Regions from separate parts of the Homo sapiens genome. Here region 1 is linked to region 2. A link is an interaction called in ENCODE POLR2A ChIA-PET data of the cell type or tissue named here. Cell type or tissue: Caco-2. All regions are shown on one strand. Links, peaks and the distances in the headings refer to the core of each region. The heading gives the core; the rest is flanking DNA. Region 1 overlaps BORCS8-MEF2B (BORCS8-MEF2B readthrough). Region 2 overlaps HOMER3 (homer scaffold protein 3).

Region 1 (5,364 bases), core at 137-5,136, 230 kb before region 2:
CCGTGTGTGGGGAATATTTCTACCTCCCATTATGCCCATACAAGGATGGAGTGACCCCCAACCCCATCCGCCCCTGTCCCTCAGCACTCCACCAGGGACTTTTTGGGGCCCGCAATCTGAGCTGGGTTCCCCCAGGATGGAGAGGTGACCCCAAGGCCTTCTGAGAGGCATCAGGACCCATCGACCACAAATCCTCCCCGCATCTGTAAAGCACCTTACTGTGAAGCCCCTCCCCCCAGTTCAGCGAGGTGGCCCCTGCTGCCCCCTGACTTTCTGGAGGAGGAAACTGAGTTCCAGAGAAGCTCAGCAACAGGGGAGTCACTGCCCGAGCCCACCGTCTCCCCTGAGTCCCTGAGGGCAGGTGCGGGGCTCCAGGGACCGCTGTGAACTGAGCCAGGCCGCCAGGTCACCTACATGCCCCCCCACCTGGGTACCACCTCCCTAGGCCCCCGGGGAGGAGGCGGGCCCAGGGCTCTGGCTGGGGAGGGAGGGTCGCCTGCAGCTGGGGTCGGAGCCGCTGGAGCCCCCAGGAGAGGGGAGGAGGGGTCCTGGCTTTCCAAGGGGCTCTTCCTGTCGCCCATAATGAGGTACTTGGGGAGCAGGTGATGAAACCACAGCCTGGGTTGCGTGAGGCGGGGCGGCAGGCCTGATTCGCTGCAGGGGCCGGGAGCAGCGCCCCCTCCCCGCTTCACCGCCTCCCGCGGGCCCTCACCCCCACCCCCACCCAACCCACCTGCCTCTCACTTCTCCTTTCCCGGCCTGGGTTCCTCTGCCAAGCCGTGGCCTCCCTGCGGGCTCAGGGGTCTGGCGAAGTGACTCTGCAGCTCATCCCCCCAGTAAAGTCCCGCAGGGGTGCCAAGAAAGGGAACTTGACTTGTTCCTAATCTTTTCTCTTAAACCCCTCTGCAAAGCCTGTGAGGTTAGGATCCTGTGACCCATTTTATGGGGGAGGAAGCAGGTGACTGATGACAGTATTTCAAGGTGGTCTTGCAGGATGCTGTACTGACTCAGCGCCCCCAGTTCCAAGGCCCAGACCTTCTTCCTTTTGGTTTCCCAGAAGCCAGAAGAAAAGTTCAATAGAGGCCCCCGTGTGGTGGCTCACACCTGTAATCCCAGCACTTTGGGAGGCCAAAGCAGGCGGATCACTTGAGGTCAGGAGTTCGAGACCAGCCTGGCCAACATGCTGAAACCCCGCCTCTACCAAAAATATAAAAAATTAGCTGGGTGTGATGGTGTGCACCTGTAATCCCAGCTACTCGGGAGTCTGAGGCAGGACAATCGCTTAAACCTGGGAAGCAGTGGTTGCAGGGAGCCGAGATCACGCCACTGCACTCCAGCCTGGGCAACAGAGCGAGACTCCATCTCAAAAAAAAAAAAAAAAAAAGTTCAGTAGACCCCTGCTCCCTACCCTCTTCCCAGCTGGTGGGAGAAGGATTCTCACCCCCAATTAACAGGTAAGAGAACTGAGTCCTACCACGCAGAGAGGCCAGAGGGGAAGGGTCAGTGGAAGGGTGGGATTCCCTCCAGCACCCCATCTCCATTACTGGGGGGCTAAGGGGCCTCGCCAGGCTGGGGAGATGATAATCTATGGCTTGAAGGACTTCAGGGTAATGTTTGTTGATTGACTTAGTGACCACAGATACTGCCAGAAAGTTTCTGATGCTTCCGCACTCCTGAGCTCTTCTTTTGTCCTCCCAATTCCCCCTCACCCCCACATCGCTCAGGCCTGGGATCACCAGGCTCCTCTTCTATCCCAGGTCACCAGCACATCCTGCACCCTTTGGTCACCACTTCTGCCCAGGTGCCACCCCTGTCTCCATTCAAACTCTGTATTTCCCACTGGCCCAGCCTCTTCCTGTCACCTCACTCTAGCCTGAACAGACACTGCTCCCCACAGCAGCCATAAGCAGCAAGGAGCTTTTTTATTTTTAGAGACAGGGTCTTACTCTGTCACCCAGGCTGGAGTGCAGTGGCCCACTCATAGCTCACTGCAGCCTCCATCTCCTGGGCTCACGTGATCCTCCCGCCTCAGCCTCCCAAGTAGCTGGGACTACAGGCAGGCACCACCATGCCCCGCTAGATTTAATTTTTTTTTTTTTTTTTTTTTTTTAGGCCACGCACTGTGGCTCACGCCTGTAATCCCAGCACTTTGGGAGGCCGAGACTGGTGGATCACCTGAGGTCAGGAGGTCGAGACCAGTCTGGCCAACATGGTGAAACCCCATCTCTACTGAAAATACAGAAATTAGCTGGGTGTAGTGGTGTGTGCCTGTAATCCCAGCTACTCAGGAGGCTGAGGCAGGAGAATTGCTTGAACTGGGGAGGAGGAGGTTGCAGTGAGCTGAGATTGCGCCACTGCACTCCAGCCTGGGCGACAAGAGCAAAACTCTGTCTCAAAAAAAAGAAAAAAAAACTTTCGAGTCAGTCTCACAATGTTGCCCGGGCTGGAGTGCAGTGACAGGATCTCAGTTCACTGCAACCTCTGCCTCCCCCTGCTCAAGTGATCCTCCCACTTCAGACTCCTGAGTAGCTGGGACTAAGGGGTGCACCACCACGCCTGGCTAAATTTTTTTATTTTTGTTTATTTATTTTTCTGAGACAGCGTCTGGCTGTGTCACCCAGGCTGGAGTGGAGTGGTGTGATCTTGGCTCACTGCAACCTCCACCTCCTGGGCTCAAGTGATTCTCCCACCTCAGCCTCCTGAGTAGCTGGGACCACAGGCATGCCACCACACTTAGCTAATTTTTTTTTTTTTTTCCTACAGACAGGGCTTTGCCATGTTGCCCAGGCTGGTCTTGAACTCCTGGGCTCAAGTGATCCTCCCACCTCAGCCTCCCAAAGCACTGGGATTACAGGCGTGAGCCACCGTGCCTGGCCTGGCCCTAGTTTGTTTTTTTTTTTTTTTTTAGGGGCAGGGTCTCACTATGTTGCTCTGGCTGGAGCTTTTTAGAAATCTTCCTTTTGGGCCGGGGGCGCCCATGCTCACGCCTGTAATCCCAGCACTTTGGCCCCTGAGGTGGGCAGATCACCTGAGGCCAGGAGTTTAAGACCAGCCTGGCCAACATGGTGAAAACCCATCTCTAGTAAAAATGCAAAAATTAGCCGGGCACAGTGGCAGGCACCTGTAATCCCAGCTACTTAGGAGGCTGAGACAGGAGAATCGCTTGAACTCGGGAAGTGGAGGTTTCAATGAGCTGAGATCATGCCACTGCACTCCAGTCTGGGTAACAGAGCGAGACTCCACTTCAAAAAAAAAAAAAGAAATCTTCCTTTTGAAATAAATCACACGAAGAAAAATGCACAAACCACTAGAGTTGAGCTCAACACATTTGCACAAACTGAACATATCTGTGTACCCAAACCTTGGATCCAGGAACAGGACTTCCCTAGCCCCTGGGACTTCCCCCTTGGGCCACTGCCTAATCACAGCTTCTGCCCAGGGTGACCAAAGTGCTGTCTGATATCCATCAGCCTCAGTGAGGGTTTTTTGTTTTTTGTTTTTTTTGACACAGAGTCTCGCTCTGTCGCCCAGGCTGGAGTGCAATGGCACAATCTTGGCTCACTGCAACCTCCGCCTCCTGGGTTCAAGCTATTCTCCTGCCTCAGCCTCCCGAGTAGCTAGGATTACAGGCACATGCCAGCACGCCCAGCTAATTTTTGTATTTTTAGTAGAGATGGGTTTTCGCTATGTTGGCCAGGCTTGTCTCAAACTCCTGACCTCCAGTGATCTGCCCGCCTTGGCCTCCCAAAGTGCTGGGATTACAGGCTTGAGCCCCTGCGCCCAGCTGCATCAGTGAGTTTTGATTGTTCTGAAACTTCATGTAAATAAAATCACACAGTGCATCTTCTCGATGGAGTCTGGGATCGTCGAATTGGCCAATGGTCTCTGAGATTCATCCACGTGGTTGTGTGCAGCGAGAGTGCACCCTTTTTCTGTGCTGTGCTATAACTGATCATAGAATCAACAAGAAAGTGTTGACCAGCTCTCCCATTAAGGGCTTCCAGGTTGATTCCAGTTTGAGGCAATGATGTATGAAGCTGTAGAAAACATTCTTGTCTGTGTCCTCAGGTGTAACTTGGACCCATTTCTCTTGCGTGAATATTGAACATCGAGGAGCGGAATTCCTGGGTCACAGGGTAGGCATCTGTTCAGATTTAGTAGATGCCAGAGGATTATCCAAGTGCTTGTCCCTTTTTCCTCTGCCACCAGCAATGCATGAGAGCTGGAAGTGGAAGAGCTTACAAGATCATCATCGCTCACTGTAACCTTGAACTCCTGGGCTCACAGAATCCTCCCGTCTCAGGCTCCCACATAGCCAGGACTACAGGTGTGTGCCACGGCGTGCAGCTAATTTTTACTTTTTTTGTAGACAGGTTCTTGCTGTGTTGCCCAGGCTGGTCTCCAATTTCTGGCCTCAAGCAATCCTCCCACCTCAGCCTCTCAAGTAGCTGGAAGTATCTGGGAGTAGCCAGGAGTTTGAGACCAGCCTGGGCAACACAGCAAATCGCCATCTCTATAAAAAGTTTTTAAAAATTTGCTGGGTGTGGTGACACATAGCTGTAATCCCAGCTACTCGGGATGCTGAGGCTGGAGGATCACTTGAGCCCAGGAGTTCAAGGCTACAGTGAGCTATAATTGCACCACTGAACTCCAGCCTGGGCGACAGAGGAAGACCCCATCTCAAAAACAAAAAAAGTGACTCGGCTAGATCCCGTCTATTTCAAAGATCTAAGTTCACTGAAATAATGCTGCACTTTCCTGTTCTGTGAGATTTGAGAAAATAGCTGTAAAACCACCTGGGCCTTTAAACATGTTTTTTAGTTATTATTTTAATTTTGAAATTATTATTCTTTTTTAGAGACAGAGTCTCACTCTGTTGCCCTGGCTGGAGTGCAGCAGCTCAAAGCTCACTGCAGCCTTGAACTTTATTGCCTTTAAAAAAAAAATTTTTTTTTTTAGAGATAGGGGTCTCGCTATGTTGCCTAGGTTGGTCTTGAACCGCTAGGCTCAAGCAATCCTCCCACCTCGGCCTCCCAAAGTGCTGGGATTACAAGTGTGAACCATCATGCCCAGCCCACTTTATTACCTTTTTAATGGTAGGTCCTGAGTCACCTTTCTAATCTTCTATGGTTGTTGGTCTACTTAAGCTTTCTACTTCTTCTGAGGTCAGCTTGGCTCAGTGACTTGCACAGGTTGATACTTAATAAACGCTAAGTATGAGGGTGCAATGAAAGGAGTAGGAAGGTACTGGACTCTTAGCTTCAAATTCCCACCTCCCTCCCCTTCTACTCAGGCTCCCATCCAGCCTCTGCGTCTACATCCAACTACATGCCTCCTCCCCCAAGAAGCTCTCCTGGGTTTCTT
Region 2 (5,364 bases), core at 108-5,107:
TGCTGGGATTACAGGTGTGAGCCACCGCACCCGGCCTAAAAAATTATTTTTAAACTAAGGAAATTTATTTTAAAACCGGGGTGGTGGGGGGAAACATATCCTATCCTAACTGGAAAACTGGTATTGCTTTGTCATAAATAGGTGGTAAATGTAAACATGTAAACATTTAATACAACAAAAACAAGAATGAGATGATTACTTTCTCATTGACTTCTGATGTCTCTCAGAGCCTGAGACCTAATCTCTTTGTTATAAAGGAATAATAACAGGTGTTAAAGACAGATTAGCACCCACCTGAGGCTCTCTTTGTTGAAATAGCCCTGATAAAGATTAAAAGGGACCCCACATGTTGGCTCATACCTGTCATTCTCACACTTTGGGAGGCCGAGGTGGGTGGATCACGGGGTCAGGAGTTCGAGACCAGCATGGCCAATATGGTGAAACCCCATCTGTACTAAATACAAAAATTAGCTGGGCGTGGTGGCACGGGCCTGTAGTCCTAGCTACTCGGGAGGTTGAGGCAGAAGACTCGCTTGAACCTGGGAGGCAGAGGTTGCAGTGAGCTGAGATGGTGCCACTGCACTCCAGCCAGGGTGACAAAGCGAGATTCTGTCCCCCCCCAAAAAAAAAAAAAAAAAAGGCTGGGTGCTGTGCCTGTAATCCCACCACTTTGGGAGGCTGAGGCAGGCGGATCACTTCAAGCCGGGAATTTAAGATCAGCCTGGCCAACATGGTAAAACCACATCTCTACTAAAAATATGAAAATTAGCCAGGCATGCTGGTGCATGCCTGTAATCCCAGCTACTCATGAGGCTGAAGCAGAGGCTGCCGTGAGCCAAGATCATGTCACTGCACTCCAGCCTGGGCAACAGAGCAAGACTCCATCTCAAAAAAAAAAAAAACAAAAAACAGGAAAAGGGCCATTCTGGGGAACATGGCTAGACCCCGTCTCTAGAAAAAATTAGCCGGGCATGATGGCACACACCTGTAGTCCCAGCTCCTTGGTGGAGGGGTAAGGTGGAAGGGTCACTTGAGCCAGGGAGGTCAAGGCTGCAGTGAGCCGAGATCATGCCACTGTACTGCAGCCTGGGTGACAAAGTGAGACCCTTTCCTAAAAAGAGGACATGGGAATTCCTTTCCCTTTCTCAATGTGGCCCAATGTATTTAAATGCCACCTCTGTGATCTGATGCCACCTGCCCACCCACCATGGTACATCATTTTTCAAAGTTTCTCTCCTTCTTCCAAGGTGTGTGATAAGGGGATGGGTACGGTTCGAAAGTGGCGGGGCTGTCACTGAGTGATGGTGACCTGTTTGGGAGGATGGGCTGGGGTTTTACTGTCTTTTCCTCCCCACTCCCTTAGTTTGCCGAGAAGTTCCAGGAAGTGAAGGAAGCAGCCAGGCTGGCCAGGGAGAAATCTCAGGATGGCGGGGAGCTCACCAGTCCAGCCCTGGGGCTCGCCTCCCACCAGGTCAGCACTCCCTACTCCCCTATGCCTGCCTGGGCACCTGTGAGTCAGCCAGGCGCTCAACTGATATTGGGGGACCTTGATATTGGGAGACCGGGGCACTCTGCTGGTCGTCAAGACCCAATGCTTCCAGATGACCTAAGGTTAGACCCACAGCAGGGACCACAGAGGAGTGGTGTGGAGTGTGTCATAGAGGGTCTGGACCTTGCCTGGGGCCGGTGGGGTACACCCAGTAGGTCCCAGTAGCAAAACCAGCTCAGATGGCAGGATGGAAGACTAGAAATTGAAATGGCTAAGTGTGGCCGGGTGCGGTGGCTCACGCCTGTAATCCCAGCAATTTGGGAGGCTGAGGAGGGAGGATGACTTGAGGCCAAGAGTTCGAGACCAGCCTGGCCAACATGGTGATACTCCACCTCTGCTAAAAAATACAAAAATTAGCCAGGCGTGGTGGCATGCGCCTGTAGTCCCAGCTACTCGGGAGGCTGAGGCAGGAGAATCGCTTGAACCCAGGAGATGGAGGTTGCAGTGAGCCGAGATCGTGCCACTGCACTCCAGCCTGGGTGACAGAGTGTGACTCTGTCTCAAAAAAAAAAAGAAAGAAAGAAATGGCTAAGTGTGAGGCAGAACAACGAACTGTCCCTGCGTGTTTTCCCACATTAATTTATTCAGCATTATTTATTGAGCACCTGCTGTGTACCAGGCCGAGGGCTGTGCACAGGGGTTGGAGAGATGAAAAAAAGCATGAGCCTCCAGCTGCTGCCTGCACTGGGCTGCGGTGGCGCTGGCCTCTCGCAGGGCACCCGCCAGCTTGTCTACCCTCAGAGCCAGTGGTCCAGGCAGTGGGGTTGCTCACGAAACACGAATTCGGCCTGGGCAGGGCTTCCTGCTGAAATCCTAAACGTGATGTTGAAGTTCGGCCTCAGGGAAGGGAACAGCAGGGAGGTGTCCGATTGTACCCCTCCCCTACCTTACAGGTTCTAAGTATCTTGGTTTAGACTAACCTGCATCAGACTTGCTCCTGGGGGTGGTGAAAGCCCAGGAAGGCAAGGTCGAGGGCGTGGGCATGGAACTCCCAGCTTAGGGGCCACAGGGAGCCATGGAGGGTGGGTGAGGTGGGGAGGGACACACTTGGATCCTGTGCTGTGAAGGACCTGCTTAGGGTGCATAGGTCAATTGCACCCCCGATGTGACGACCCCAGTCACATCAGCCTTGATCCCAGCTGATGTGGGGTCGTGACCTATTCTTTTCCCCGTGCCTAGGTGCCCCCGAGCCCTCTCGTCAGTGCCAACGGCCCCGGCGAGGAAAAACTGTTCCGCAGCCAGAGCGCTGATGCCCCCGGCCCCACAGAGCGCGAGCGGCTAAAGAAGATGTTGTCTGAGGGGTGAGGGGCGGGACTTGGGGGCGTGGCAGGGGCGGGGGTAGGGGTGGGGGACGAGGAGGCGGTTCTTGGAAGCCAAGGGAGTGCCAGGACGGCGGGATCTAACTGTGGACTCAAGACCTGGGGAAGGGGATGAGGATCTGAATGCTGCCCCATCCAGAGCCGACCCCGCCCCTACCCTGCGTTGGCCACGCCCCTCTGTTTTGACCCCATCCCTGTCTCTTCTCGCTGCTAACCTCGCCCCGTCGATGCCTCTCTGGTCTTAGGATAACCACCCTGACCACGCCCCCATCGGCTGACTCTCCCCAACCTCCCATCCCTCCCTCAACATTCCCACAGTGTCACTGGGCGGACTCCACGTGCCCCCTTCTTTGACTCGGTCCTCGACAAGACCCCGCTTCTGCGGGACTGCCCCATCCCCAAGCTCAGCAATCAGTGTCGCCACATCCCCAGCCCTGCGTGGCCCTGACTCCGTGCCCTAGCCCAAAGCCACCCCTCCTCTGGCCCCGCCCCCTAGCCCAGCATCGCCCGTGACTCCGCCTCAGCCCAGCGCCACCCACCCTGGCCCCGCCCCCTAACCGAGCATTGCCGCTGACTCCGCCCCCAGCCCAGTGCCACTCCACCCCTGCCCCGCCCCCTAGTCCAACTTCGCGCACGACTCCGCACCCTCGCCAGCCTTCGCCCTGACCTAAGCCCAGAGCTATCCCACCCCTGGCCCCGCCCCCTAGCCCAGCATCGCCCGACTCCGCCCCCCAGCCCCGTGTCACCCACTGCCGACCCTCGTGTCTCTGCAGCTCCGTGGGCGAGGTACAGTGGGAGGCCGAGTTTTTCGCACTGCAGGACAGCAACAACAAGCTGGCAGGCGCCCTGCGAGAGGCCAACGCCGCCGCAGCCCAGTGGAGGCAGCAGCTGGAGGCTCAGCGTGCAGAGGCCGAGCGGCTGCGGCAGCGGGTGAGGGCACCCCTCCCTCCGAGAGACCCCCACCTGGCCCGGGCAACTGTGGAGACCGCGCCTCGGCAGTTCCCATCTGCCCTGGGTTCATGGACTAGCTGTGTGACCTCAGCAGGTCACTGACCCAGCCTCAGTTTCTTGCTCTGTAAAATGGGTTTGAGACAATGCCAGCCTCAGAGGGTGATCAGACACTAAAGTCCAAGCTGTGCAGAGGGGGGTGGTGGCACCAACCAAGGGAGATGGGTGCTCGGTCCTGGGCGTGGCCAGACAGGAGGCAGATTCCCTAGAGGTTGGGCGAGCAAGGGAGAGTGCAGGCGGGGGCGTCAGGGGCTGCTATTCCTGCCCTACAGGTGGCTGAGCTGGAGGCTCAGGCAGCTTCAGAGGTGACCCCCACCGGTGAGAAGGAGGGGCTGGGCCAGGGCCAGTCGCTGGAACAGCTGGAAGCTCTGGTGCAAACCAAGGACCAGGTGAGTGCCAAGTGTGGTTCCTGGGCCTCGCCTTCCCTCACCTCCTGTGGGAAAGCCAGGACCCCCGCAACAGACCCTGGGAACTCTTCTCCTCTAGGAGATTCAGACCCTGAAGAGTCAGACTGGGGGGCCCCGCGAGGCCCTGGAGGCTGCCGAGCGTGAGGAGACTCAGCAGAAGGTGCAGGTGTGTGTGGGCACAAGGAGGTGGGGTGACGGTGGGTGACAGTCACCTCAACAGACACTCAGGACAATATCTACCTAAGATGATAAAGTATTGGGAGGCCCAGTCCTGTGGAAGGCCTGATGCCCAGCAGGTGCCGCGTGAACAGTGGCTGTTGGTACAGTTTCATATCCATCTATGGGTTCAACAAGCAATGCTTGAGTTCCTGCTGTATTCCCATGCCAGACCCCGTCAATTCCTCCTGTTCTCAGCCTGAGATCACAGAGCCTGCATTGGAACTAGGTCTGGCTTGGCTTGGCTTTATTTTTTTTTAATTCTTTGAGATGGAGTCTCGCTCTGTTGCCCAGGCTGGAGTGCAATGGCACGATCTCAGCTCACTGCAACCTCCACCTCCCGGGTTGAAGCAATTCTCCTGCCTCAGCCTCCTGAGTAGCTGGGATTACAGGCGCCCGCCACTACACCCAGCTAATTTTTTGTATTTTTAGTAGAGACAGGGTTTCACCATGTTGGCCAGGCTGGTCTCAACTCCTGATCTCATGATTTGCCCGCCTCGGCCTCCCAAAGTGCTGGGATTACAGACATGCGCCACCGTGCCCGGGCATTTTTTGTGTTTTTAGTAGAGATGGGGTTTCCTCATGTTGGCCAGACTGGTCTCGAACTCCTGACCGTGAGCAATCTGCCCTCAGCCTCCCAAAGTGCTGGGATTATAGGCTTGAGTCACCACGACTGGCCTTGGCTTGGCTTTTGCTAAAGGCTTTATCTGAGAAATGTTCAGGGGGTACTTTTTTTTTTTTTTGAGACGGAGTCTCACTCTGTTGCCCAGGCTGGAGTGCAGTGGCGCAAGCTCCGCCTCCCAGGTTCACTCCATTCTCCTGCCTCAGCCTCCCGAGTAGCTGGAACTACAGGTGCTCGCCACCA

The links. ChIA-PET counts read pairs that join two places held together with the same protein. Peaks named below come from ENCODE experiments on the same cell type or tissue, not always from the same donor. Only the 100,000 strongest peaks of a DNase experiment are listed, where the experiment ranks them.
Region 1: POLR2A ChIA-PET joins it to region 2 with 11 read pairs; 3 of 35 experiments call an interaction of 5 or more read pairs at or near these places.

Annotation. Positions count from the first base shown.
Region 1 is chr19:19,155,988-19,161,351 of GRCh38, reverse strand. All of the region lies in intron 5 of BORCS8-MEF2B (BORCS8-MEF2B readthrough), which reads left to right. The region is part of intron 1 of MEF2B (myocyte enhancer factor 2B); the gene reads left to right. Among named protein-coding and RNA genes, the nearest start is that of MEF2B, 12 kb to the left of the region's middle. RefSeq lists a silencer at 404-733 and enhancers at 1-954, 5,292-5,364. In Caco-2, for the core only: no CTCF peak of the experiment used is centred there; no DNase peak of the experiment used is centred there.
Region 2 is chr19:18,930,410-18,935,773 of GRCh38, reverse strand. HOMER3 (homer scaffold protein 3) reads left to right here. Exons shown (of 10, transcript NM_004838.4): 5 at 1,364-1,471; 6 at 2,729-2,850; 7 at 3,642-3,798; 8 at 4,149-4,265; 9 at 4,363-4,449. Among named protein-coding and RNA genes, the nearest start is that of HOMER3-AS1, 7.2 kb to the left of the region's middle. RefSeq lists enhancers at 1,968-2,586, 3,273-3,783, 3,784-4,295. In Caco-2, for the core only: no CTCF peak of the experiment used is centred there; DNase peaks (open chromatin) are centred at 3,063 and 3,413.